Linked DNA regions of Homo sapiens: regions 1, 2 and 3 are each linked to region 4. Evidence: chromatin contacts called from ENCODE Hi-C or POLR2A ChIA-PET data. All regions are on one chromosome and are shown on one strand. The core of a region is the stretch at or near the end of the contact, and the rest is flanking DNA. Distances in the headings are between cores, read along the strand shown. Region 1 overlaps LOC105369844 (a long non-coding RNA gene). Region 2 overlaps LOC105369850 (a long non-coding RNA gene). Region 3 overlaps LOC105369844 (a long non-coding RNA gene). Region 4 has its middle 74 kb from the start of NAP1L1.

The links. A loop is a pair of places that touch in the nucleus more often than their neighbours do. ChIA-PET counts read pairs that join two places held with the same protein, here RNA polymerase II (POLR2A). Pooled maps may share reads with other maps.
Region 1: a pooled map shows a loop between it and region 4 (6-fold over the local background). The contact joins two enhancer-like sites. A Hi-C loop is called at or near these places in 5 of 50 pooled maps. POLR2A ChIA-PET finds 5 or more read pairs at or near these places in 2 of 52 experiments (H1 and activated T-cell).
Region 2: a map of HepG2 shows a loop between it and region 4 (29-fold over the local background). The contact joins two enhancer-like sites. A Hi-C loop is called at or near these places in 4 of 168 maps with a recorded cell type or tissue (B cell, CD4-positive, alpha-beta memory T cell, HepG2 and 1 more), 2 of 37 single-sample maps with no recorded cell type and 11 of 50 pooled maps. POLR2A ChIA-PET finds 5 or more read pairs at or near these places in 1 of 52 experiments (CD8-positive, alpha-beta memory T cell).
Region 3: a loop to region 4 is called in a pooled map, with 2.1 times the contacts of the local background. The contact joins two enhancer-like sites. A Hi-C loop is called at or near these places in 12 of 37 single-sample maps with no recorded cell type and 11 of 50 pooled maps.

Annotation. Positions count from the first base shown.
Region 1 is chr12:75,815,572-75,821,315 of GRCh38, forward strand. All of the region lies in intron 1 of LOC105369844 (a long non-coding RNA gene), which reads right to left. Among named protein-coding and RNA genes, the nearest start is that of PHLDA1-AS1, 210 kb to the right of the region's middle. RefSeq lists a silencer at 1-11. Within about 2 kb of position 1,522, at least 2 of the 41 ENCODE cell types and tissues checked have a DNase peak (open chromatin) inside an H3K27ac peak, as active enhancers do.
Region 2 is chr12:76,585,023-76,590,308 of GRCh38, forward strand. The region is part of intron 3 of LOC105369850 (a long non-coding RNA gene); the gene reads left to right. Among named protein-coding and RNA genes, the nearest start is that of OSBPL8, 28 kb to the left of the region's middle. RefSeq lists a silencer at 4,133-4,333. Within about 2 kb of position 2,994, at least 3 of the 41 ENCODE cell types and tissues checked have a DNase peak (open chromatin) inside an H3K27ac peak, as active enhancers do.
Region 3 is chr12:75,654,265-75,660,238 of GRCh38, forward strand. It overlaps LOC105369844 (a long non-coding RNA gene), which reads right to left. Exons shown (of 16, transcript XR_007063375.1): 8 at 4,780-4,911. Among named protein-coding and RNA genes, the nearest start is that of KRR1, 150 kb to the left of the region's middle. Within about 2 kb of position 2,532, at least 6 of the 41 ENCODE cell types and tissues checked have a DNase peak (open chromatin) inside an H3K27ac peak, as active enhancers do.
Region 4 is chr12:76,155,995-76,161,952 of GRCh38, forward strand. No RefSeq gene overlaps it. Among named protein-coding and RNA genes, the nearest start is that of NAP1L1, 74 kb to the left of the region's middle. Within about 2 kb of position 2,882, at least 10 of the 41 ENCODE cell types and tissues checked have a DNase peak (open chromatin) inside an H3K27ac peak, as active enhancers do.

The DNA of each region.
Region 1 (5,744 bases), core at 272-2,771, 340 kb before region 4:
ACCATTAGTCATATGAAGTTATAGCGCATGTGCTGATTCCTCTCTTCACAGCTGTAAAAAGAAAGCACGCTTCAAAAAGCAGGCTTGCTAGGGCTCTGAAGACTTTAATTCTGTAATGGGTCCAGCTCCTCTGGTCATTTATCTTGATCTGCCAGTTTAATTAGCACTTTAAAGATTTTAGGCAGAGAAGATTTCATAGAACATGAAGCTAGATGGACATTTTGAGATTTAGCCTCACCTTCTGATTTTACAAATAAGGAAACTGAGGCCCAGAAAGGAGAAGGGACTTAGAGCCACACAGTGAGTCAATTAAAGTCATCAAAGGGGTATGCTTAGTAAGTACCAGGGCCAGGGCTCCTTCTAGCTCCGCTATATCTCCCAACCTAACTGGCAGACTGAGTCATGTGAAGCTCTAGGATGGACAAGGACTAAACAAGTTCAGTGCAAGGCAGGGAAATCTGATCTCACAAGAAGGGGTTGGATTCCTTAAAATGGGGCTTAAGCCAAAATCCAAAAAGGGTCTCCAAGACCATTTTAGGCTTGGAGTATCAACTGAGTTTTATGATTGGCTAAGTCCAGATGGCACAAACAACCACTATTTCAAAATGGGCTGTTCGTCTACTGGTTCTGACCAGTTTTCTAAAAAGTGGATGCCCCGCAAGTGCTGCAGCTCCTTCTGTGGGGCCTGACTTCTCGCTATCTTGCAATTTCCCTACTCTCCCAGCTCAATGTTCAATAGAACCTCACTTCCAATAAGCCCAGGACTATGGCTCTTCTGATGTTTTGCAATTGGCTAGATATAAAAATAAAATTGCACATAGAACATCTTGAACAAGGGTCAACTATCTTCACACTTTTTAATTTAAGTAAGACTTTCTGTTTGATGGACTCAATATTTAACGTGTTTTTGCCTGAATAACCTCAACATTGGATAACCTGAACAAACACTTCTTCACAGACCTTGTTTCTAGGTACTGTTCCTCACTAGAAGGAGCTAGGATTCCTTGGAGAGAGGAGGGCCAGAGCAAAGCAAGACAAGAAGGGTCTGGAATATCTTATACAAAAAAGTGTACAAAAAATGATGAAGGCTATGTCAAAAAGACTTAGGGCCAGCTTCAAGGGTACCTATTGGCTAAATTTGGGACAATTTAAGCTTCAACAAGAATTAAATGGCAGCATTGGATCTAATTCACTGAATAAAAATAAGAATCCAGCTAATCAATGTAGAAGAAGTAATAATAGTTGGTAAGTCAATCATCTTTTTTAAAAGACATCATAGTAATAACTGATTTTATCAAGATTCATCAACGGATGCTAAAGCTATAGGGTAAAAGTTTGAAGAAGACAGGATATTAAATAGTCTCAAAATATCTTCCTGTAGATTATAAAGAGAAATGGTAGTCTTCTAGTGGAGATACCTAGCAATCACCAGTTTATAAAAAGTGATCAAAGTTAATGTCATCAGTAATGTGTGCCTCTAGGTGGTGATATGTTGTTAAGGACACAACATCATTGTCATGGTATGCTTGCCAAAAGTGCATAATCTGAACTTAATGATGAGTAACCCTGAGGCAAACCCAAATCATGTGACATTTCTACCAAACGTCTGGCCTGTATACTTCAATAATGTCAATGTCCTGAAAAACAAAGCTAAGGAACTGCTTCAAATTAAAGGAGATTAATGAGCCATGACAACTAAATGCAATCTGTGATCCTGAATTGGATGCTGGTTCAGGGAGAAAACAAACAATTACAAAAACATTTTTAGGGCAATTATTAAAATTTGAGTATGATCTATATATTAAATAATAGCATGTATCAATGTTAAACGTCCTGAATTTGATGTTGGTACTATGGATCTATAAGGGGAAAAGGAGTATGATGTTTGAAACTAATACTTGAATGGGAAAGGAGGGAAGAAGAGAGAATATAAAAGAAAATGAAGAAAAGGTTAAAACAGGCAAATTCAGATGGGTTTAGAGAGTTAGTTCTTGGTACTACTCTTAAAACTTCTGTAAATTTGAAATGATTTTAAGTTAAAAAGTAAAATTTAGAAACTCTCCAATTTGAAGGGATCCTAATGCAGGTAGCAGGTAGGAGCAAACAAGACAAGCTCAAACTGACAATTTACAAGTCAAGAATTATTTAACTACAGCTCAAAGTTCTAGGCAGAAAGAAATGTATATTAATTTATTCTTTAAGAAAACATTCATTGAATAATATTAATAATAGTTAATATTTGTAAGCACTTTGTGTGGGTTACTTGGTTTCCATGTTGCAGCAGATTGCATTTTCTAAATATAAACATATTGAACTACATTCCATCCTACATGCTTTTCTTAAAATGTGATGTTTACAACTTACATCAAGAGATGGGGTATACTTTTCTTTTTCTTGAACCTGAAAAGGCCTTTAACTACTTTGACCAATATAATAGCATGGAAGAGATGGTGCATGACTTCTGGGGCTAGGCCATAAAAGGCATAGAAACTTATCTTGTCTCTTGGATTGCTTGCTCTGAGAATGAAAAGAAATGGTTATGCAAAAAATGCAATGGGGCCGGGCGTGGTGGCTCATGCCTGTAATCCCAGCACTTCGGGAGGCCAAGGTGGGCAGATCAAGGTCAAGGCCGAGGAGGTCAAGAGATCAAGACCATCCTGGCCAACATGGTGAAACCCTGTCTACTAAAAATACAAAAATTAGCTGGGCGTGGTAGCTTGTCTGTAGTCCCAGCTACTTGGGAGGCTGAGGCAGGAGAATCGCTTGAACCCAGGAGGTGGAGGTTGCAGTGAGCCAAGTTCGCGCTACTACACTCCAGCCTGGTGACAGAACGAGACTCTGTCTCAAAAAAAAAGAAAAAATGCAATGGGAACACACTGATGAGAGAAGAAATAATGTCTGAGTAAAGCTTCAAAAACAGATCTATTATGAGATCCCTCATTTGCCACATGAACCAGTGAGGGAGCTGCTGCAGGCCTACATGAGCCTACCAAACAAGCAGACACCCCTGCCTCACCTTTCCCTAAACATAATTATATTCTCTCATTGTGTTTTGTTCAAGAAAACTTGATTACATGCCTTGATAATGCAATGGATTACCCATTAGACATTACTATCTTAGAATTTAACCATAAACATTTTGCAAACACCATATAAAACCAAATTTGAAGCCCTCAGTCCATCATCCTAATATTGGTACAGAAGACAATGAACTGATGTGACACTCATCTTCGTACCTAATAAAAGCCTGCCAGTTCTGCGCCTTCCCCAATGTTTCCAGCAGTCCCTCCTTTTATTCTTTGTTCACCACTGGGTATGCAGTCAGCATGTAATAAATAATAAAAACAACTTTTCTCTTTAGTGCTTGTTTCTTCTGCTTTCTAAATTCTTTCAGTTCTCTTAGACATAGTAGTTCCACATTCTTCAAATAGCACACTAAAGACTCAAACAAACCATCCCCTTCCCTGAGCATCTTAACATTCATAATCATAGCACTTAGCATTTAAATATATGCCTTTGACCCTGAGTAGTCTCATGTCACATGGTGGAGGTTATAAGCTTCTTTGTCAAGGGCTTATATGTGTCATTAATATGCCACCCTCAACCCCCATGTGCACCTAGCACAACCTTAAGTATGCAGTATAACACATACTTGTCAACTGATTGATCCTAACATACTAAAAAGTTCACTGCTATTTATGTTGATAACTTTTCTAAATCTTCTACAAATAACATTTGAAGAAGTAAGTTTCCAATGCCTAGTGAAAGAAAGCTGGCCTGGTAAATGATGTGTTACAGGGGAGGTGTTCTTGGTCTCTTTGCTGACCCAGAACTAACTTATCTCTTTACAGTCACTGGACAGGCACCAGCCTCCAAAGGAGCACAGGACTGATATCCTGTACCAAGGATGTAGATAGCACTGGATGCACTTACGAGCATGTGGTCTGGAATCAGGCAGAATGGGTTCGAAGCCTAGCTTTTCCACTTCCCAGCCATGGGACCTTAGGCATTTTACTTCTTTAAACCTTAGCTTCGGTGTCTTCAAAATGGGGATATTAATCTGCTGTACTTAGCTCATAATGTTGTGGAGAGGATTAAATGAGGCATGCAAAGTGTGTGACACAGGTACCGAGAGAGCTACAGAAGTGTTAGTGGTTATTCTCCAGGTGATGATACCAGTCACCCTCTGCGTACAGTCAGCCCCATGTGGGAGATGAAGAAAAGGGAGGTGTTAGTCCCTGGTTGTTTGTTCTTTTTCCCTGGCAGGTAAACGGGATTTCTTTTGCTTATTTTTTATTTCCCTCTGGCATATCTGAAAAGGAACAACCATACACAAATAAAACATGAAAATTCAACTCACAGGATGAAACCAGTTCTTGCCAGTTCCTGGGGCATTTTTTCACCTGCTGCTGATTTCTCTCTTCCTCAACTAAATTCATTTTAAGATAAATTCTATATTTTTCTTCTCTCTTTTAAAAAAATTACCATAAAATTTGGGAGAAATGCTCCAGTTTTATTCCTTTAGACTACTCTCCATAAACTTTTTAATTCAGCTAGTATATGTGTATTCAGTGTATTCAGTCAGATGAGTTAACCTTTTTAGACTATGAAAAGGTTCCAGCATTATCATCTCTGGGGGCATTCAGACATGAAAGTTATTTAGCACAATGTGCTATGCAAATCTAACAAGGGATAACAGCTTGAACTCCTGGAGCACTCAATTAACTGTAGCATCTGTTAAAAATGAAAAAAGACATCACAAAATTGAAGGTAACACCCCTATCTCCTAGGGAAAAAAAAAATGAGAGTTGCTCAACCTTTAGAGATTTATGTTGGGGTGTAACTTATAGCTCATGGGTTAAGAGTGACTTGTGTGGCCCCTTGGATAAGGAATTTAATCTCTGGGCTAACCACTCAGTTTCTTTGTCATTTGAGAGGAAAGAAAGAGAAAAGTCAATGGACCCTTGGAGAATAAAGATAGAAGATTAGACACCAAATGAAAAACTATGACCTTGTATTCAGCCCTCATCTCACGACTTTGAATCTTACCCCAAAATCACCTTTTGAATAACAGGGAAGGTAACTGGAGAGAGAGATAATATGAAAAGGACTGAGAAATGCTAACAAGGGTACATAATTTTCATCACTCCCAAATGACAAGCTCATGTGCCAGGACATGGGCTTTAATTCTACTTATACAAAAGCCTGAGTTCCAATACTTAATATCTTCCGATAATTACTTGGCCAGTAATCCACATCAAATCCCCACACTCCAATGATTCATTTTGAAAAGCTCCTAAACAAGCACCAACTCGGCAATCTTCCACCCTGATTCTCTTGGATGGCGAAAAGAAAATACTTCAGAGTTGCTCACCACTGGGCGGCACTTGGAGTGAGGTCATGTTTGGAAACAGGAGACGAACCAATAGCAAAGATTAATGGGGCTTTGGAAAAGCAAGTTTAAACAATATGTTCATGAATCGGGGGTAAATGTAAACCAATCAAAAAGGGAAAATATGTATCCATCTTTTACGCTTATATTTTTGGCCACCCTGTCGAACAGCTGCATCTTGCTGCCTTATTGGCTATCCCAGGCCAAGGATAGTTTACAAGCTGAAGTCACAGGCTCAGCTGGGGAACTGAGTTGCGGCGGGGGTGGGGGGGGGAATTAGGTCAAGGAGGATTCAGTGCTAAAGGAGGACTGTGATTTGCAATGGTTTTTTAAAATCCCATAACTGCTCTCT
Region 2 (5,286 bases), core at 1,744-4,243, 430 kb after region 4:
CAGGAGGATTGCTTGAGCCCAGGAGGTCAAGGCTAAAGTGAGCCTTGGTTGTAGCACCATGTTAAAGCCTGGGTGACAGAGTGAGACCCTGTCTCAAAAAAAAAAAATTTTTTTTGTTTATTTATGAATGCCTACTGTGTGCAAGGCAGTGTTCAGAGGAGAAGTTTAAAGAGTTAGAATACTAATACTTTAAACAAAAGTTACCTGGTACTCTAATTTTATTGTTTGAGTTTTGAATTGCTATAATGATCAAGGCAAAGAAATATCATAATTATAACATTTGAGTGCTTATGGCTTGTCAAATGAGCAGTTTCCTGCGAAACAATATCTGATTGAATCCTCAAAACAACTCTGTGAGACAATACATGAGAATAGTCTAGGTTGTGCTGCAGTTGGGAGAAAAAGCAAATGTTTAACAAAAAGTTAGCTCTGGCTGCAGGCAACTCTCCAGGCAACTGTCTTCCATGCAACAACGTGATAATCCAGGCAGCTTCAACCTTGTGGTGCTGCCATCTTAAGATGAATCTTTTTCCATGGTTGCCACAGTCGGGAAAGAAAAAAATTTCATATCGACCTTTTACTGCCACATCCTGAAGGTGACACACGTAAAATCTACAGTTTTCACTGGCCAGACCAAGTCACATGGCTCCATTCAGTTGTAGGGTCGCTGAGGAATACAGTCAATCCACTGAGTGGCCAGAAAGGAAAGAGAAGTAAATATTGATTAACAAAGCAATATGTAGCATAAATAGCTATTATGACTGTTGTTTTTATATAGGTGAAGAAATGTAGGCTTAGAAAAATTAAGTTATTCATCCAAAGGTACATATAAGGTAAGTAGGGGAGCCTCAGCATATGGACCTATCTGACTCCAGAGCCTGTGCCTAACTTCTATCTTCCATTACCTCCCAGCACCGCACTGGAAGCCTGGCAGAACCTAGCCACCACTAGGGATATTTAATTCAATTCATATACATTCAGTTCAATTCAAATCAGCATATATTTGCTAAATGCTTTCTCTTTGCCAGGCATTGCAGCTGCATCTGGAGGAGGGTTGAGCTATTTCACCATATAGATCTCCTACGACTTTGAGACTGTGATGTAAAGAAATAGGCAACTGTGATGGTTATTTTATTTGACAACTTGGCTGGGCTGTGGTACCCAGATATTTGGTTAAACGTTATTCTGGATGTTTTGGTGAAGGTGTTTTTGGATGAGATTAACATTTTAACCAGTGGATTTTAAGTAAAGCAGATTACTTTCCATAATATGGACGGGCCTCATCAATCGGTTGAAGGCCTTCATAAATCAAAGACTGACCTCCCCAGAGAAGGAAGGAATTCTGCCAGCAGGTTGCCTTTGGACTCAAGCAGAAACTGAGTCCCCACAATCATGTGTGCCAATTCCTTAAAATAAACATCTATATCTATAATATCTATATGTATACACATTCTGTTGGTTTGGTTTCTCTGGACAACCCTAACTAATATAACAAGCTTAAAAATTAGTTCTATAAAACAGGGCTAAGAAATGATTCTTTATTATACTTTAAGAACAAGATCCTCTGCAATCCCTATTTACTTTTATCTTTGAATGTTAAGTAAAAATAGCAGAATTCTAAAATAACCTACAGAAATAAGTCAAGATTCATTATATTTTCTATAATACAAGAAGTTTTACAAAGCTATTCATCATAAAATACATAAATTTTTGCAAGGAACCTTGTGGACTGAAAAAACAGCCAAAACAAATCTGCCACATACAGGCCCCAGAATGTGGTTTTATAATCTGTCCACTTAGGAAACTGTTCCAATTATCTTCACAAATTCAGTATTGTGAGAATGTGTCTAGGTGTTAATTATCATTTTAGAAGGAAGTCAGCTCTCCTACACAGCTAAGAATGCTAACAGTCTCCAATTTTAACTTGTTCTCTTATACAAGATGCTGTTTTGGGAAGTATTTAGTTGCCCCCTGCTGGCCATACAATTGCAGGATTCATTTTTTAAAAAGTTCTCAGTAGATTGCAGATGATAATGATAAACTTCTGAAGAGATGCATTCAACTTTTTCATCAGATGAATTCACAATAGACTTCCAATGCTCAATTGAGATACGTAAGTTAATAAAAAAAATTTTTTTCCCCACCACCTGGTATAGGGTGAAATGTTCCAGCAGGAAGACTTTAAGCTAGATCAGTGGGAGAACAGGATGAGATGTAGGAGGAGTGACTGAGGGGCTTCACAGGCTCCCTTTCTTCTTTAACTTTTGTTTTAGGTTGAGGAGTACATGTGCACGTTTGTTATATAGGTAAACTCATGTCATGGGGGTTTGTTTTACAGATTATTTCGTTACCCTGGTACTAAGCCTAGTACCCAGAAGTTATTTTTTCTGCTCCTCTCTCTTCTCTCACCCTCCACCCTCAAGTAGGCCCCAGTGTCTGTTTTTCCCCTGTTTGTGTCCATGAGTTCTCATCATTTAGCTCTCACTTATAAGTGAGAACATGCAGTATTTGGTTTTCTGTTCCTGTGTTAGTTTGGTAAGGCTAATGGCCTCCAGCTCAATCCATGTTCCCACAAAAGACATGATCTCATTCTTTTTTATGGCTGCATAGTATTCCATGGTGTCTATGTACCACATTTTCTTTATTCAGTCTACCATTGATGGGCATTTAGACTGATTCCATGTCTTTGCTATTGTGAATAGTGCTGCCCAAAATTCCTAAACACAATTTTCTTTCTATAATACTCATGTCATATTTTATGTCTCTTCATATCCTTTTTAAAACCATATGGAAATAATTTACCAAATTGAGAGGAAAAAAACACTTGTTCAAGAAGCTTAAAAACTATATTTTTATCCTGTCTCTGCTACTAACTCTCAGGCTAATCTTGAGCAAGACTCTTTAACTTTTGGCAGTGATAAATATGTTTACAAATTTTGATTTTCATTCCCGAAAGTTTCTTCATGCTATTTTGTAATTTCTTCTTCCTGCCACTCTTGGGACTTTCCCATCCTCAAGTTACCACTGATCCACTCTCTGTCACTGCAGATTAATTTGCATTTTCTTGATAAGAAAATTATTTTATTTTATTTATTTATTTTTGTTTTGAAACAGAGTTTCGCTCTTTTTGTCCAGGCTGGAGTGCAATGGCGTGATCTCAGCTCACTGCAACCTCTGCCTCCCAGATTCAAGTGACTCTCCTGCCTCAGCCTCCCAAGTAGCTGGGATTACAGGCACGTGCCAACATGCCTGGCTAATTTTGTATTTTTAGTAGAGATGGGGTTTCATCATGTTGGCCAGGCTGGTCTCAAACTCCTGACCTCAGGTGATCTGCTAGCCTCGGCCTCCCAAAGTGCTGCGATTACAGGCATGAGCCACCATGCCTGGCCGAAGAAAATAATTTTTAAGCTTACTAGCTAAGACACTTTATAAAATGAGATATGGAAAAAATGTAAATGCTTTATAAATATTTTTAAAAATTGAGTTTCCCTATCTTGAAACCTGAGGTGCAGTGTGATGCAGTGGTTAAAAGCTTAACCTTGGGGCCAGGCACGGTGGCTCACACCTGTAATCCCAGCACTTTGGGAGACTGAGGCAGATGGATCACCTGAGTTCAGGAGTTCGAGACCAGCCTGGCCAACATGGTGAGACCCCATCTCTACTAAAAATTTAAAAATTAGCCAGGCATGGGGGTGCATGCCTGCAATCTCAACTACTTGGGAGGCTGAGGCAGAATAATTGCTTGAACCTGGGAGACAGAGGTTGCAGTAAGCTTAGATAGCACCACTGGAAAAAAAAAAAAAAAGCAAAAAGCTTAAACTTTTAAGCCAGCAAATGCGGGCCTAGGTCTTGGGTCTTGGCTCTGTTATTTACTAGCTGTATGATGTTGGGCAAGTTACTCAACACCCTGAGGTTAACAGTTTCCCCATGCTTAGAGAAACAGATAATAATAGCATCTATCCTCATAAAGATGTTGTGCAATTGCATACAAAACACTTAGCTCAGTGCTGGGCCTGTACATAAAAAACCTCAGGGTTGACTACCAATGGTAGTCATCTATCTTTAGACATTTCAAAGAGCATCACCTTAATTCTAAGAAAAGGAAATGAGAAATGAGAACCCTGGCCATGCAGCCAGTGCAATCCTAAGGCAATCATTTTAGAAATGTTTTGTGAGGATTATCATAGTTCACTGTGTCAGACATGGTATCCAGCTGACTCTGACTCAAGCCCTTTTCTTAAGCACCCCATTGGTTTTCTTTCCTCATAACTCTTTCTCCAAGTGTCATGGTATCCCTTTCTTTGTAATTCCATTCCTCCCCCTCAAACATATGACCTGACAGTCATCTCATTTCACCTTTGTGATTTGACATATAACTTGGCCAGAGCAGAGTGATAGTCATCACTTGAGATGGCAGGCATGGTGGAAATAGAGATAATTGAAGAAACAAGGCTTATTTGTGAAAAATGTTCTTTAATAGTTTTATCCCTTGTATTCAAGTACTTCTGTTGCTCTTTTTTGAGCTCTGCCAGGTTTACACTTATTAAATTTCTCTCCCTACAATGGAAACTACTTGAACCCCACTTGCCAGCCTAGCCCAATTTAGTATCTTGGGCCAATTCTAATTTTATGAAAGAGAGAGTTAAGATGCTGTATCTTGAGATTTGCATAGAGAAAGCACCTTTAGCATGCTTTCTTCCATGAACTTTTAGCACTGCCTCATTATAGTGTAGAGAAATATATGGGTAGGGGGTAATTAATTTCTGAGGAGGAGAACCTCCTGCCTACCATCCCTCCTAACTTGTAGCATACCATTTATACAAGTTTATTCTCTTCTGCTATCTTAGCCTGGCTTCTTCCCTGAAATCGGAGTCTGAGACAATAACTTCTGTGCGGATAGTTGATTTTGGGAAGAGATCCCAGTGAATAGGAGTGAGGGGCTAGGAAAATTAAGACATGAAAGGAAGGAAAGCTAACTCAAGAATACATTAATCAATCTGAACATTGTTGTAGGTAACTCAGGCTCATTTCTCTGGATCTTTGAATAGCTACCTAGAATTGTCTGCCTTCCCCCAATGTGGCAGACATATCCTAAGGTAACCCCCAATGATCTCTGCCTTCTGGTATTAATGACCTTCTTTATGCCCCTCACCGTAAGACTGGGTAGAACTTGTGAACTGCTTCCAGCCAGAAGAATAAGGCAAAGGTGATAGGATGTTACTCCCATGATGTAATGTAATACATGCATTACAATATATGACAAATGTGATGGGATATCACTCCCAT
Region 3 (5,974 bases), core at 1,282-3,781, 500 kb before region 4:
CCTTTCTAGTGATTTTTTGTTAGCAGTGAGGGGCAGAATGGGAGAAAGAGGACAGCCCTGCAAACTGGAGGGATAATTAGAGCTTGGAGAGTTAGAAGGAAAAGTTTCAAGCATAGGAAGAGTCAGACAAACACCACTCCCTTCAGGCACTCACATAAATGTGAGGAGGGGGCACAAGTCACCTCCCTTAGCCACTAAGATCAAAGATAATCCCAGATTGCTGGAGACTCGGGGACACCTAGACAGCATATCCTGTTTGCAAAGGTGTTATTATTACAATCTCATGGAGAAAAAAACGAATTGTCAGACACTAGATGAAGTCAGACTTCATTTGTGGGCCCAAAACCTGACAGCCCAGCAGAAGCAGCAGGGCCTGGTAAATGCTAGACCACAGTTTCCAAAACACACAGATTCTAGTTCACGAAACACACAGATTCTAATTCAGTTGGTCTGGGGAAGAGGTCAGGGGTCTACATTCTAAAAACAACCCATCCCAACACACCCCTATTCAGTTATAATATATCTCCAGATTTGGGAATTACTAGACCAAATAACTCTTAAGGTATTTTTCACTCCTGAATTTCTGTGAATCTCTAAAAATAGAATTTTTTTCAATAGAGGCTATATGAACTTCCGCTCAGGTCATGGATTATTTATTCTTTTGTTCAATAAGCATTTGATGCAAACTTTTTATTGATGAGGCACTGAGCTGCCTTTAAACACATGTGCTCCTTAGGAGTAAAGTGGGGTTGATTTGACAGAATTGTCTCTGCCCTTAATGAAGTTACAATACAATACAGTTAAAGAAATTAGATGTCCAAGAAATAATTTGGGACACATAGGGCATTATATGAACTAAAATTTCAGTTATCTTTCCATCAACATTGCCAAGCACCCTGAAAAGTCCCAAAACCACAAATAAGTTGGGTTATTCTTGACCTTTTGTGCCTTCCCCATAGCACCCCTTGTGAGATGTAACCCCTTTTTCTTCTACAGCTCTTATATGCTTTTATATCTCTATATTGTAACTCTTTGCACAAACTGCTTCTTCATCCTCAATATGTATCAAGTACATGTGTTCTGCATACAGTAGGGGTTTAAGAGTTTCAAATGAGTCAGTGGCCGACCAGAAGGGAAATGGTTTTTCAAAGTGGTTTTTGCTTTGAAAGAGGCATCTATAAGGCAATGAGGACAGAAAAGGAAATAGAAAAATGAAGCTGAGAAAAGAAAGATGCAAAGATGAAAAGTAGGGATGGTGAGGGGTGGCACAGAGATAAACTGCGGTGGTGTGGTATAAAAGCAGGAACCACATTGGTACCAGAGAGGTGGAGTTCACTGGCAAAAAGAGAAGATAAAAGACAAAAGGCTAGGGGTGGCCTTTGCCTTGGTCTTCAGAGATCTTCAATGATCTTCAATGATCTCTGAAGACCAAGTCAGAGGCCTCCCCTAGCAAGTGTTGGAAGCGAAAAGTGGAAGAGGAACTGACTCTTGTATTTTAAACTCGATCCCCCAGCCCTCCAGGAGATCCAGGTAGTGGGCAGGGAGTTATCAGAGTCATGTCATAGAGAAGTCTAAGAAACCCAGATAAGGAGATGAGGGATGAGTGTCACCAGGAAGCAGATCCCTGTATGAGAATCAGTATGTGGCAACAGAAATCAAACCACTTTCAACTAGACCCAAACTTAATGTAAAGACACATCTTCTAATATATCCCAACAGGGCTGAAATTAATCCTAGAGATGGAGAGTTTTGAACCTGCAGGGTAGGATAGGCAAATGATTACACTTGACTAACTAAATGGACCTTGAGGTTGACTTGCCAACACCCAGACCCACTATCTTACCTACGTTTTTGTCCATGGAGGCAAACCAAGAGGACAGGGGATGCTGACTCCAGGCTGGCTCCACACATAAAGCATGCTCTTAGGGCCTAAAAAATCAGAGTATTTTTACCATCTGGCCCAAGACAAATATTTGGGCTGCAAGGCAGGAGGGAGCATTTGCCTGAGGTTTTGGGTCAAATAGTAACAGGTTTTTCAGGCAGTGGGTGTAGACCTGGGAGTTGTTGGCAGCCATGTTGGGACAAAAGCATAGCAGCTTTGGCACAAAGCTGCATCACTCACCACTGAGTATCAGAGAAAAGGACAGAAACCAAGTCCTTGGTGATGCAATTTTGTGACTGGATCAAACCAATCCTGACACCTATACACTTCTGAATTTCCAGTTATGTGAGCCAACAAATCTTCTTTATGGCATAAGCCAGTTTAATTTGTGTTTTCTGATATGGTAACTGGATGCATTCTAACTGAGACAACCTTCAAAGTGATCAGGTAGGTGTTCATGGAGAACAGAACCTGGCAAAACATGCTGGAGAAACCAGGGAAGTCAAAGATCAGAGAAGGCTGGTGTAGCCAATGAAAACTACACAAGTATCTTGAGAAGTGTCTCTGAAGAAAAGGTAGATGTGGCAGATGAGGAAGAGAGTAGGCCTTGCCATCTGCAAGAAGGGTGTGACCCACCACACAGGAATGGGCTAGGACCAGCTGAGCATGGCCCTTCCCTTCCCTTGTCTGACAGTTATGGAAAGGAATTCTTTCATTTCCTGGTGAGCAGCAGCTCTACCCATTGCATCAGCTTGCTGTGCTCGCCTGGTGTCTGCTCCTTAATCAGACATGGGAGCCAGGGCAAGTGAATGCCAAGTTGTGAAAATAGAAGAACAGGTAAATGGAAGTTCTCTCCAATTTGCATCTGGAGTAACACAGGGGTGATAGATGTGAGAAAGCCAAATTGCTAGGTAATGTACACATCAGGCATAGCTTGCTGCAGTATGATATGGTCATGAACAACTTTCTTTGAGAAATTTGCCTCGACTATCAAATGTGGTTTTCTTTTCCTTTAATGTTCTATAATTAGTTAATAAAAATGTCTGTAATCCAAATTAATATCCATAATGTACCAATCAAAATCAGAGATGTATGATATACTCAGACTGGAGATGCTGCTCTTCCACAATTCTACAAACAGGCATTTGCCCCAGGTCCTCGGTGGCTCCACAAGCCCCTTGTGTGAACATGAAACAGCCCATAGAGCAGAAAGAAAGGCAAAAATAAGACTCAGTGGGTCGGGCACAGTGGCTCATGCCCGTAATCCCAGCACTTTGGGAGGCCAAGGCAGGTGGATCACTTGAGGTCAGGAGTTCAACACCAGCCTGGCCAAAATGGTGAAACCCCACCCCTGAAAAAAAATTAGCTGGGCATGGTAGCGCATGCCTGTAATCTCAACTATTTGGGAGGGTGGGGCAGGAGAATAGCTTGAACCTGGGAGGCAGAGGTTGCAGTGAGCCAAGATTGCATCACTGCACGCCGGCCTGGGCGACAGAGTGATACTTTGTCTCAAAGTAAGTAAGAAAGAAAGTAAATAAATAAATAAATAAATAAATAAATGAGACTCAATGAAAATCTAGAATTTAAATGGTAAATTTCTTAGAAGTGAGCCCCTCTTGATTCCCCTCTGGTTTTCAAAAGGAAATCCTCATTCATAAAATGTCTGAAAATGACTTTCATAATTGAAGCTGTGACTCTTAGTTTGGGGCCCTAGCATGCCAGCAATTCAGTCAGATTATCTGAAATAATGATTTATCATTGCAGATAGTCCAGCAATAATTTCAGATACCACAGCCTCTGCTGACACTTTTCAGATGTTTTCCTTATGATAAATTTATCTGTTTTTACTTTTTTCATTAAATGTATCTGCTCTGGTGTCTTTGTTCCTTCTTCCATTAGTCTGGAAATCCTTGTGCAAGCCTGAGCCATAAGCTATCCCTCCATCTCTTGAAGAACACAGTAATGGAGTAAGAATTCATAAGTGTATGCCTCAGAATCCTCAGATATCTGGGACCTGGGAGTCTCAAAATCGAGGCTATGCAGAGCTGGATAAAATAAAACTAGAATCAGGGTCCCCTGAGTCGTGGAAACTACTCCAGTATCCAAATGTATCTGAGCCTCTTTGCACATCCAGGGAAGACTAAAAGTATTTTCCAGCCTATGAAATCAATTTCTTACAAAGATAAAAGGAAATTATTGTTGGTCTTTTTACTTTATGACCTACCTCTTTGTAATAAGAATTGAGGCAAATTTGTCATCAAATGCTCTTTGCAGAGAGGTAGGATGTCATAATGGAGGGAGCCCAGGCCCTGAGGTTAGACATAAATGGAGATGAATACAAGTTCCCTCACTGATCAGCTCTATGCCTTCTGGCAAGTTACTTAATCTCTCTGACCCTTGCTCTCCTTTGCTATAAAAAGGGGTTATTGATACCTGCATTTTGGGCATGTTATATGGATTAGGAATAATCTATTAAAAATGCATAGCATAGTGGCTGGTACAAAGTAGACATTCAACAAATTACAGTTATTATCATCATTTTCAAAGTAAATTAGTTTAAACATTTAGGAATCGGTTTATGCTTCCAGATGACTACATAAACCTGAGAGATTTTTTTTTTTTTTTTGCCCCATATAAATTTTCTGTAATTGTATACACTGGCTGTGAATCCAGTTATGAATCGAGAATAATATATTTAAAGTAATCTTATTCCAGATTAAAAATAAATTCTAATGGTTTGCCTCAAAAAGAGAAACAATCAAGCTTCCCATTAAGACAAATTCAGTAACCACAAAAGCATGCAGAGCTAGACAAAAGAAGATAGTACTATTCTTTCCACGAGTGTGTGACTCATTTTCAACTCAAAGATGGTGCACAGGAAACAAACGCTCATTTACCCACTAGGCTGCTCGGAGCCTGCAGGGATACAGACAACACCCCACTCATATTTTGCACATTCAGGCAAAATGTTATGTCCTTCCTCACTGGATTCAGTCCCATTTTTGCAGGTGTAACTTTTATAAGCAAGACTGAAAAGAAAAAAGAAAAAAACATGTCATTTGGGAGTGCATTCAAAGCCCATTAAGATGACACATTCACTCGTATTTCTCTTTAACCTTCAGGCCACAGGACAGCCTCCCAACCCAGCTAAAGAATCAAGGGCGGAAGGCCAAAATCATCTGAAAACAAATATGATACTTCAAAAATGTCTGAAAAGGACAGGTGTGCTTTTCAAGAAGGCTTTCCCTCAGTGGCTTTACCTTTTGTGTGCGGCCCGGATGTAGCTGATAAACCAAGGCTTTCTGACTTTGCAGCTTGATAGATATAATTTTCATAGTATATGGAAAGATAATGCACCCAATGTATTGGACAGTTGTCCCTGTGTTATCAAGCAGTGTGTTCTCTTATTTCACTAACAAATGTCCAGACAAACACACATTGTGGCAAATGCAAGGAAATCACTAGCCTGTGTTTGAAACTTAAGCCTCCCCGTTCTTTAGAGTATAGCAGTATTCAGGCAATAGGGATGCATGGTACGAGCATTACCCTTTCTCTCTCTCCAGACTCCAGAACATGACAATAGCTGATATGTTTCAGTGCATGAATAATTCTGATTCCAGCTAGACAATTGTTGTGAAGGAATTGTCCTTATAATATTTGTCTCATAAAAATATGTATATTTTATTATAAAACAAGAATGTTCAAATGGACATCCACATTTTGGCCCCAAATCCTCCCCTTTTGTGCATCTTATGCAAAGTACATGTCAATAAGTATTTATCAAATGAATGTTAAAAGCATGAAAGAATGTTTTATGGGGATTTTGATGTCTTTCTAGTGAGATACTGTTTTTCATTTAATCATAACTCATTTTTTTTGAGATGAGAAAATTTAGACTCAAAGTCATGATAAGCCACCAACATCATAAAGAGCAGACTCAGGAACTGAACTGTATTCTCTGCCTGTCCCTTCATGCAATTTCTTTCTCCTTTCTACAGAAAAATCCCCCCTTCCTGCTATTTCCACCCCTGAAATATTTATAGGCTGATGTCCTCTTTAGTCATCACTGAGCTAAGCTGCAATCTTTTAATC
Region 4 (5,958 bases), core at 1,632-4,131:
TATCTGTTTTACACATTGGGATTTTGCAAAATGTTTCTTGTGATGAAAGTTTCCTAATGCTAAGACATCATTTTGTAGATGAGGAACTGGAGGCCCAGCAAAATGTGGTGACTTGCTCAAGGTCACAGCAGTTGTCATTTGTTGAGCTGAGGGCGGAACTCAAATCTCAATCTCTAGTCCAATGTACTTTGTTCTATAGCATGCCATGTTCCACTTCTTCATATCTAAGCTGGGCAACTTCCTTTTAGTAGATTCTCACTCACAAGATATTAAGGATATTGCCAAAATGTATAGCACAAATCAGAAGATGAAAACTGTCATTTCTTTTTTGAATGATTGCTACAATATGATCTGGGTTCTGGCTTAGAGTTCTTACTTTGCCTCTCACAAGCTGGGTGACATAATATTTTTCTGTTGCTCTTTCCTCCCTATAAAATGGAGACACTGAAGTTCAAGTGAGTTACTGCTCAGTTTTTTTGTAAGCAAGAAGATAATAAATATGGAACATTGCAGTGATGATTGATTTATTGCTTTAATTGTACACAAAAACCCCACTTAATATTCATGAATTGTAAAGGCCTTCACTGAAATGAGCACTTCTGGAAAAACTGAATATAATCATCAAAACAGTCACCATTTATCTGGTACATAGCTTGAGTTAATTAGACAATGATCAAAGGATTCATGTTCTGCCTGCAAACCACGCACTCAGAGGTGCAATGAGAATTAAGGAATGAGCCTTAAGAAGTCATTCAACCATTCCAAATCTTACAAAGCCTGCAGTACTAAAGGAGTACTAGAGAAGAATCCACTGGTTGTCTTTTAAGTGGTAAAGCAACACAAGCACCAAGAACTTCAGTTGGTCCTGAAATTCTCTGCTTCCATTTAAGAGCTGCTTCTAAATGTGGCAGCTCACCCACTGTCTAATTAAAATGCCTTCCCAGAACAGCTTCAAATCTGACAAGGGTGAATAGTTGCCAAATGGGCTTCTTTCTTTGCTGGATCTGTAGGTAATTTGCCTCCAGCTAACAAGAATTGGCACTAAACACCAAAAATGGGATAATGAAGGCCTTTGGACACTGGGTAAGGACTGTTCTATGATGCTCAAGTGTGGAATGAGCACTGTAGTGTGAGCCCAGATTATTCTGTCCATAAACTCGGCAACTGCATGTTGGGCAATTCTATGTTACAAGGTAGCCCGAATGTTACTCAGATGAACAGTACTCTAGTGTATGCAATGGTTTCTAGTTTATTTTGTGATGATGTACAACATCCGGTTTATGTTTCTATTTGTAGATCAAGAAGAAAAAATAACCATGGGGCAAAGGACTAGTGTTGGGAGATTTGTGTTCAGGTTCTGGCCCAGTTATTGATTCTCTTTTCTGGATTAAACTTTGGGCTCCTGTTTCCTTGTCTGTGAAATAAATGGTGGGAGACAAAGATAAATTAAGGATTTCTAAAGTATGTTTCCAGTTCCAACAGCTTCTTATTTTATAGCTAAAGGTAGTAAGAACCAACAACTTTCACTCTTTGGATTAAAGTGCTCTATGCATCAAATCCCAGTGGGTTTTAAAATTATACTGAATCTAGGCCAGGCACAGTGGCTCATGTTTGTAATCCCAGCACTTAAGGAGGCCGAAGTGAGAGAATTGGTTGAGGCCAGGAATTCGAGACAAGTCTGGGCAACAAAGTGAGATCCCATCTCTACAAAAAATTAAAAAATTAGCCAGACTGGTGGGCTCCCTTAGCCTCAGCTACTTGGGAGGCTGAGGTGGGAGATTGCTTGAACCTGAGAGGCGGAGGCTGCAGTGAGCCAAGATCACATCACTGCACTCCAGCCTGGGTGACAGAGCGAGACTCCACCACACACACACACACACACACACAAAATCAGCAAACTTTGAGTAAAGCAGATTCCCCCTCCATTCCCTCTATTATGTCAGTGGGCCTCATCCAATCAGTGGAAAGGCCTTAGTAGAAAAAGACTGCGGTCTCTCGAGGAAGAAGGGAATCTGCTGCTAGACTGCATTCGGACTCGCAACTGCAACAACTCTTTCCTAGGTCTCCAGCCTGTCAGCCTACCCTGCAGATTTTGGATTTTCTAGCCTCCACAATTGTGTGAGCCAATTTCTTAAAATAGATCTCTCTCCATCTCTTTCTCTCTCTCTCTCTCTTTCTCTCTCTCTATATATATAAAATATGAGGAACCTAATAAAAATATATTCTATATATAGTTAAGGAACTTGTTCATTAAATACATGTATTATATACTAGAGAGAGATTTATTTTAATGAATTGGCTCACACAATTATGGAGAAACCAACATGATGTGTGTGTGTGTGTGTATATTTATATATAGGTTTTAGGTTGTGTACTATATATATCATATATAGTATGTGTATATATATATAATGTGTATATATTATATATACTATGTTGTGTATACATACTCTATGTAATATATACCATATATATGTGTCATGTAAACATGGATTCTCTTTTTCTCCCAACACAACCTCAGGAGGTAGATATGAGGAAACTGTGGTTCACAGAGGTTAAGGAGCTTGTCCAAGTGTACATAGCTAGCAAGAGGTAGATGCAAAATTGTAAGAACCACGCTGTCTCCATAACGCATGTGAAGACTCTTAGTTTATGCCCAGAAGAGGGAAGCTGCTCAATATTAATTCTCTTCCGTTTTCCTCTTCCACTGCCTTTTGTCTGATTACTCAGCTGTTTCTGCTAATGTCAGAGCCAGTGAAAGCCACGAAGTGTCGTACCATTCAATTTATAGCTCTCGTGCCATCAGGAATCTGCTCCAAGGTGATTCATGCTGTGACATTCTAGCCAGAAACTGAATCTGAAAGCAGCAACTAACTGTTCCACCACAGGATCTTGGGTTGCCTCAGTTTTCACGCCTACTAGTGGTCAGTTATGGGAGTGTGGTGACCCACTGAACACAGCCGCAGTCTACACTGCTGAATTCATACCCAGAGCCAACCACAGGCCTGTGCGTTGGAATGCACACCTCATTGTCTCCACTTTCATGGTGTAATTTAGAAGTGAGAAGGGAGAGTGGGTAGTGGTCTGAACCTTCCTTTCTGGCTTGGTGCTGCTCAGAGAGCAAGCTGTCTTTCTCATTTGGTAGTCTTGGTTTGGAAGCCGTAAGTGAAACAAGAACCATCCACTCTCTGTTTCTTCTCTCTTCTCCTTTGAAACCACGAAAGAGATCTGTTCCATTAGCACAAAGAATGCATTTATGCATTTTAAGTGGTTCTTTGGCAAACCAGAGGGCTGTTCTATGACAGGCTACAGACATTGTCTGTAGCTATTCATCAGATTGATAGGTGTCCTTATAATATCGATATCCCCAAATGTAACTTCATCTCCTTGTAAATTCATCGCAGTGGGGATGCTAATGTTGGCACCAAGCTATTCTATAATTTTAAGGGAAGAGGTTTTGAGAGTCCTCTGCAGTTGGCATAACACATGTTATATCCATGCTTGGATTTTGATATACTGAAATAATTTAAAATTTGAGATAATTCTACAAAGACTGGTTTATTTCAAGTTGATTACTTCCCGACTTCCAGTATGTAACATAGGCACCATTATCTTTTTAATTAAGCTGTTGCTGTAAAGCATATTTTAAAAAGGCCATTTAAAACTTTAAGACTGTATTATACATTTTTATGGTCTGATGCAATGAACAATGTTTGGCATCTGTTATATTGTATCTACAAACACAGTGTATAGCATGGGACAAAGTTACAAACATTGGAGCTTTAACTCCTTTCCCGTCTCCTGTCCCTCCATTCTTCCTAAATGATACCAAATTCTTTTCTGGTCCACAAACACGTCATTCTCTTTCATGTCTTGCATGTGCTGTCTCCTTGGTCTACAACGATCCTTCCATCCTTCATCCCCCTCCTCCTACTACACTTCACAAATTGCTGTTCACCCTTTGACACTCAGATTAAATGTCACCTCCCTCAGGAAGCCTCTTATGATTTCCTATGCTACTTCCTTGGAGCTTAATATCTATTTCCTATAATTTTCCAAAGGCATATAAATTCAAATAAAGTTATCCCTAAACTGTCTGCCAAGCAATCTTAGAAGACATGTAGAGAGCTTGAATGAAATCTGTGCTTCCAAGAAGGAAGCATGTGATGAGCATAGACAGTTCTATTCAAAGCCTTGAGGACAAAACAATATCCTCCAGGATTCTGCTTTCCCCTAACACCCAGATGGCAGGACTAATACCAGACTCCTGGAAGAGGATTTGGAAAGTGCTGGAAAACAGAAAAAAAAAATTACCCTTGATCCAATTATCCAGTAATAACCTTTGTTGATGTTTAGTAAATTTCTTTGTTTTTTGTTTTGTTTTCAATATATGTGTCTATAGACACTTTGGTTCTCTCTATTCCTGAGGCCACAGAACAAATACCCACTTCAATCAAGCTCATTGGGCCTTGCCTTTTTTTTAGTAAAGTTTTTACTGAAGTATAACATACATACACAAAAATTCACACACAAATCCAGTGTACAGATTGATTACTTTCTACAAAAATAACTTACCTGTGCAACCAGCACCTGGATAAAAAAACAGTATTTTACCAATGGCCTAGAAGTCTTCCTTGAGCATATTTTTAGTTATTACCTTCCCTCCAAAGGTAAGCATATGCATACTTCTCACACTAGATTATATTTTTGCCTGTTTTGGAACTTTGCACAAATGTAATCATCCAGTATATGTTTTTTGTTTGTTGGGCTTCTTTTGCTCAATGGTAAGTTTATGCAATTCATCTATGTTGCTGCAGGAAGCAATAGACAGTGTATCCTCAGGTAGTATTACATTTTATGAATATACTACAATTTGTCAATTCATTCTACTGTTGGTTGACATTTGGGTTGTTTTCAACTTTTGGCTACTATTGAGACAGCAGGCTAGTTGATTCCCTATTTTAAGATGATCTGGAGGAAAAGGACAAAAGCCCCTCACTCAAGCTCTAGCTTATCTAATTCTCAGCCAGTCAGTAACAAAAGACCCAAGAAGCTATTAATGTCAAGCTCCTATTTCAGGGGGCTAGGGACTTCCTCAGAGCCCTGCATGCGCAGTTAGGCTTAAAACTCTAACCTAAAGTTACTCCTTCCTCATTTTCATGCTAAAATTCATGCCTAGAGGTGGAAATTTAAAATGTTAATGCTACATACAATGTATGAAGCAGCATGCTGAGCCACTGCACACGTACTAGAAAAAACCCTCCTATACATGTCCTCATGGAAGCCCTACTTATAGAAAGATGCTATAAAACTAACCTACACACCACCCTGGGGAGCAGCCCATTCCTTTTCCCTTATCAGTGCTGGCTCCCTTGTGCACAAGCTGAAATAAACTTTCCTTTGCTGTAATGTTTGGTGATTTCTCTTGATTTCTCTTCTGGGAGATTGCAAGAATCCAGGGTGGTGGTAACATGACAGTTAGTACTGCTCTAAAAATTCTTGAACATGTCTTTTAATGCATATATATATATATATATATACGCATTTCTATTAATACCTAGGAGTAGAACTGCAGGGTCATAGAATATGTTTATGTTCACCTTTTAGTAGATTCTGCCAAATAGTTTTCCATTGTATCCATTTATGCTCCCATTAGAAAATCAATTGCTCCACATTCTCTCCAACACCTCATATTGCCTATCTTTTTGATGTTAACAATTCAGGTGGGATGTATTTCATCCCAGTATAATGCATTTCTCTGATGCCTTTTCTTATGTCTATTGAACACTTGATTATTTTCTTTTGTGAAGTTACTATCCAAATTTGTGGCCCATTTTTCTATTGGATTATCTATCTTTTCACCATTTTTTACTAGTAATTTGCTGGATATAAGTAAATCAAATATCAAGGCCGGGCGCCGTGGCTCATGCCTGTAATTCCAGCACTTTGGGAGGCTGA